Regions from separate parts of the Homo sapiens genome. Here region 2 is linked to region 1. A link is an interaction called in ENCODE POLR2A ChIA-PET data of the cell type or tissue named here. Cell type or tissue: CD4-positive, alpha-beta T cell. All regions are shown on one strand. Region 1 has its middle 5.0 kb from the start of DNAL4. Region 2 overlaps SUN2 (Sad1 and UNC84 domain containing 2).

Evidence for each region. Peaks named below come from ENCODE experiments on the same cell type or tissue, not always from the same donor. Only the 100,000 strongest peaks of a DNase experiment are listed, where the experiment ranks them.
Region 2: POLR2A ChIA-PET joins it to region 1 with 5 read pairs; 8 of 35 experiments call an interaction of 5 or more read pairs at or near these places.

The regions. Positions count from the first base shown.
Region 1 is chr22:38,797,870-38,800,369 of GRCh38, forward strand. No RefSeq gene overlaps it. Among named protein-coding and RNA genes, the nearest start is that of DNAL4, 5.0 kb to the left of the region's middle. In CD4-positive, alpha-beta T cell, no CTCF peak of the experiment used is centred here; no DNase peak of the experiment used is centred here.
Region 2 is chr22:38,747,770-38,750,269 of GRCh38, forward strand. It overlaps SUN2 (Sad1 and UNC84 domain containing 2), which reads right to left. Exons shown (of 18, transcript NM_015374.3): 5 at 2,456-2,500; 6 at 1,997-2,090; 7 at 944-1,014. Among named protein-coding and RNA genes, the nearest start is that of SUN2, 7.0 kb to the right of the region's middle. In CD4-positive, alpha-beta T cell, no CTCF peak of the experiment used is centred here; no DNase peak of the experiment used is centred here; H3K27ac peaks cover 1,478 bases.

The DNA of each region.
Region 1 (2,500 bases):
ATCTTGTTGAGGATTGCTACCTTAGGTACTTTCCCCTGGGGGTCTCCTCCACTCCCAAGGTTTCCATTGTCAATGTCCTTCTAAATTCTGATGCCTCCTGTATTTCTTTTTCTATATTAGACCTCTCTCTGGAGCTCTGGACCCAAATATTCAACTGCCTCCTGGCCACGTCCACCAGAATGCTCCACAAGTCCTTCAAACTCAGTGTGTCCCAAACTGAATTGATCATCTCCCTCCAATCTGCTCTTCCTGCATTCCCCATCTCAGTAAATGGTGCTACCCCCTACCCCCCACCAGTTGCCTCCATCAGAAACCAGGGAGTCGTCCTTCACACTTCCCACTACCATCGTCCACTTCCAGTCAATCAAAAGCATGCCAATTTTGACTCCTAACTGTTTCCTGATACAGCCTTTCTGGTCATGTTCATGGTATCCTCCATGTGCACCACACCACAGTCCCATCTCCATGAGTGCAACAATCTCCTAGTGGGACTCCCTGGCTGCAGTCTTGCCCCTCTCTAATTTATCCTCTGTACCACAGTCAACATGACCCTGCCAAAACCCAAATCTCACCGCCGCATTCCTCCGTCCGATAACTTCTTCTCTCCTTCCATGGCTTCCCATTGCCTAAGGGTGACATTCACCTGCCCTGTCCTGGCATTTAAGCCTCCCCATGGCGTGGCCCCGGGCTCCCCCATCTTCTTCTTGCTGCTCCATCCCCTGTGCTTTACGCCTCCACTACACCAACTCTCATGGCTCTCCACACACGCCAAGCTGTTTTTCACCTCCCTGCCTTTGTTCACAAATTCTCTCTGCCCACATCCTCCCTGTGCTCCTCCCTCCCTCCTTTTGGTTCTATGAGCCCATAAGGTTTTGGCCTAAGCTTGTATACTTTGGGATCTCATCTCTTGCAGTCAGAAGAGTCTTTTGTGTTCCTGTCTCATCTGGTGCATGTTCCTGTCACTGCCCTTCGTCACCATTTTGTACTTGAGTTTCATTCTCTGTCTCCCTTTGTGAGCTCCTGGAGAGCAAGGGCCTTGCCCTCTTCATCTTTGCATCCCATGTACCACACAGGACCTAACCAAGAGTTGGTGCCCAGTCAATGCTTCGTGAATAAGTGTGTGAATGAATGACTGAGGTGCAGAGGGTCAGACTCTACTGCTCCCAGACTCAGCTCTTGTCAATTCCAAGACTCAGCCTAGTACCAGCTACACCCTTTCTTGGGCTGCTCTTGCTGTTTAAAGTGGCTGATGGTGGACACCCAGGAATCAGCAATTGGATCAGTTGCAAGTAACAGAGATTGGAAAAATAGTGGCTTAAACAATGCAAAGTGTTTGTTTTTCTCATGTAACAAGAAGTAATTCAGGGCTACCAGGCATGGGTCTCCATGGTCTCATCAAGGACCCAGCTGAGCCAGCACAAGATCCACACCCCCATACCTCCAGCATCTCACTTGCACCCAGGTAGTAAAAGGGGGAAGGACAAAGGACAAACTAATGATTGCTAACTGGGTCAGTGCCCTTAAATGACACTTCCTCTAGCATCTCATTGGTCAGAATGATGTCACATGATGATCTTAGCTGCAAGGGAGGCTGGAGAATATATTTTAGCAGGGCCTATTGCAGCCTCCAATAGAATTGTGGTTCTGTTTGTAAGGAAGCAGGGAAATGTAGACACTGAGTCTGCCTACCCACCCAGTTGCCATCTTCCCAGCCTTCTTTGCTGTGAGAGTTGCTATTGAGTATGGGTACTGAGTAGCACATACTCAGGGAAGTTGGGTCCAGTCCCAAAGGATGAGTCCTGTCTAGTTTAAACCAGTCATGGTACTCCCATTTCCGCCCGAGATGGGTTTGGGGTGAGCATGTGACCTACTTCTGGATAATGAGACATAATTGCCTTCTGAGGGCTTTCCAGAGAGTTTTCCTCCCTCATAAAGAAACAGATGTGATGAGGTAATCACCTCCCTTTTTTCCTGTCTTGAACACAGTTGGGCGATGACGTGATCCTGAAATAGCCTTGGTAAGCTACATCCATGAGTGGTCAGGGCTACAGGAAGCCAAATGCGGAGGATGGTGGAGCAGGGAGATGGGAGATTCTGGCTTCATCGAGTCTTTGAGTGGCTGAGTTGACCAATCTTGAAATTGCCTACCTCCAGGCTTCTTGTATAAGCCACATTTTAACCATATGTTCTGCTACTTGCAGCTGAAAATACCTGATATTTGTGATTTGTCTGTCTAGCATCCTTCCCTTTGGGAAACAGCACCCTTTCTTTTTTGGGGGAACTCCTATCCTCACTCAACCCTGTGGTTCTAGTTGGGGATGGTATTCATTGTACCTCATCCTCCCTGGGGAAGGATTCCTGATCCAAGCTGAAGCAGTCATAATCCTTCCCTGAGATTGTTTTTTTAAACTAAGCATAGACTTGAGCATGCTAAGGAGCCTCTTAGAGCAAGCCAACCTGGAGGAATACAGACACTCAGAAGGCATGAGGGACAGGGAAC
Region 2 (2,500 bases), 50 kb before region 1:
CCGTCTCTACTAAAAATACAAAAATTAGCCATGTGTGGTGCTGCATGCCTGTAATCCCAGCTACTTGGGAGGCTGACGTGGGAGGATCACCTGAGCTCAGAAGGTCAAGGCTGCAGTGAGCTGTGTTCGTGCCACTGCACTTCAGCTGGGGTGACAGAAGAAGACTTTGTCTCAAAACAAACAAAAAACCAAGGCAGGCCTGTGCTAGCGCCTGGGATGATTCAGGACAGCTGGTAAGTGACTGGTGTAAAAAGAGGCACTTATGGCCGGGCACGGTGGCTCATGCCTGTAATCCCAGCACTTTGGGAGGCCGAGGCAGCTGGATCACCTGAGGTCAGGAGTTCGAGACCAGCCTGACAACATGGAGAAACCCCATCTCTAGTAAAAATACAAAATTAGCTGGGCATGTTGGCGCATGCCTGTAATCCCAGCTACTCGGGAGGCTGAGGCAGGAGAATCACTTGAACCTGAGAGGTGGAGGTTGTGGTGAGCTGACATCGCGCCATTGCACTCCAGCCTGGGCAACAAGAGCAAAAACTCTGTCTCAAAAAACAAACAAAAAAGGCACTTATTTCCCTTTGCTGCTTCATTGTTTTTACTTTAAAGACAGCTCAAGATTTAACTTCATCTTGTAAAAATAACTCCCTCATAGCAGATGTCCCTGTTGGAGTGGAAGGAGGATGACTGCTAATGATAATGGGAGGGCATCCCGCTTTTCACCCAATGTTGCGGCACTAGGGTGTGCTCCTGCCCAGGGCGGCACAAAAGAGGCTCAGGAGAGGTGGGGAGGGCCATGCAGAGATGATCCAGGGTCCAGGGCTCAGGCCCTGCCCAGTCACAGGCACACCCCACCCAGTCTTGCCCCTTCCCTGCCTGCCAAAGGTCACCACCCTCTGGTGAACACATCTCTGTGCCTCCCTCTGCTCTCCCCATGCAGGCTCACCATACGTCAGGCACGTCAGCAAGAGCAGCGGCAGCAGGAACCAGAGGAACGTCTTCAGGGACGAGAAGCGCCTGGACCACGCGGGAGGGCAGGACGGGGGAGGCGGAGGTGTGAGGGGAGCTCCAGGCCTCCACGTTCCACCCAGGGAGTACCCTGAGATGTTTTCCTGGGTGCTGAACTAGAGCTAAGGAGGATAGCTTGAGCTTCTCACTGTGCCAGGGCCAGCCTGGACACGTCAGAGCCTTTCCTGCTGGGCAGGTCTTAGAGTGATGGGACAATTTTGACTGAATTTTACTGATGTTATTAAAAATAGTGTGGTCTTTGAAAAACTCAAAAATTTTTATATGGACAGGTCCTCTAAGTATGCAAATATAGAAAAAAAAAGTAACTCCTTAAATAACAACAAGGAACCTGTTTTTGGTGACACAAACCCATCCTTGCCCCTTGTTTCAGTATGGCCAGCTGTCCCCTCTGCCCGGACCTGGATTACGGCCAGAGGGATCCTGACTTCTGGGTTCCGTGTTCTTCTGCCTAAGGGGCACATTCTCAAATCCTGGTTCTGCTGGTTTAGGGACTTGGGGAATGAACCCATAGCATCCTCAGGCAGAGCCTCTTTGTGGCTCTGACCATGAGTGGGGAACTCGGGGGGTTAGATTGTCCCAGGCCCAAGAAGGAAGATGGACTTTCTGGGAAACCCCACTTCTTGCCTGGAGTCAGTGGGCCTACCCTGCAGGAGGAAAGCCATCGTGTGTCTGAGAGCCAGGCACGGCTAGACTAGTGTGGCGTTTAGTAGAATGTGTCCAAGAAGAAATAATCTGTGCTCTGGAATCCTGCCTCGAAGGGCTATCAATTCGGGGAGAAGAACCTGACTCTGAGTCCATCCTCTGTCAGGCAGGGGTGGGCTTTGGGGAAGCTACTCCGTGATCGCTAATAAAGGCTCCAGGGAAACTGGGGAAAACCCTCAGAGAATCGACCATTACAGGTTGACACACTTTACCCGTCCCTTCACCCCAGGGCCTTGCGATTTATTGGCAAGGGTGGAGTCTCGCTCACCTGGTTAAAACGAAGACGTCAAGGAGGGAGGCAGCTGTGGTCAGGCGGTACCAGGTGGTGCCAGCCCACCAGTAGAGAAGTCTGAAGAGCCGGCCTGGAAGAATGACCATCAAGCCGAAGGCTCCATATGGTGTTTGGGGGCACCGCTCCTTTGTCCCGTCTGCCGTCCTCCCTGCCCCTACCCCACCCCCACCTGCCAGTATGCCTCTGTCCTGCCCTACCGGGACCCAGGTCCTTGGATCCCACCTGCCCACACCCTCTGTCCTGCTCTGCAGCTACTCCTTCCCTTCCACGCAAGGGGGTCCCCACAGCTCTGGGCTCCCAGTGATTATTCTAGAATGACCTTTCCCCAATGGTCCTACAGTCTCTCTGCATGGGCAGGATGCCCAACTGCAGAGAGATGGGTAAGAAAGCACTATCACCAAGAATGGAAGTAACTGGGCACGGGTTGCAGCCCACCTGGCGAAGTGGCCACCATCCAGAGTAAGGAGCCCGCCCGTGAGA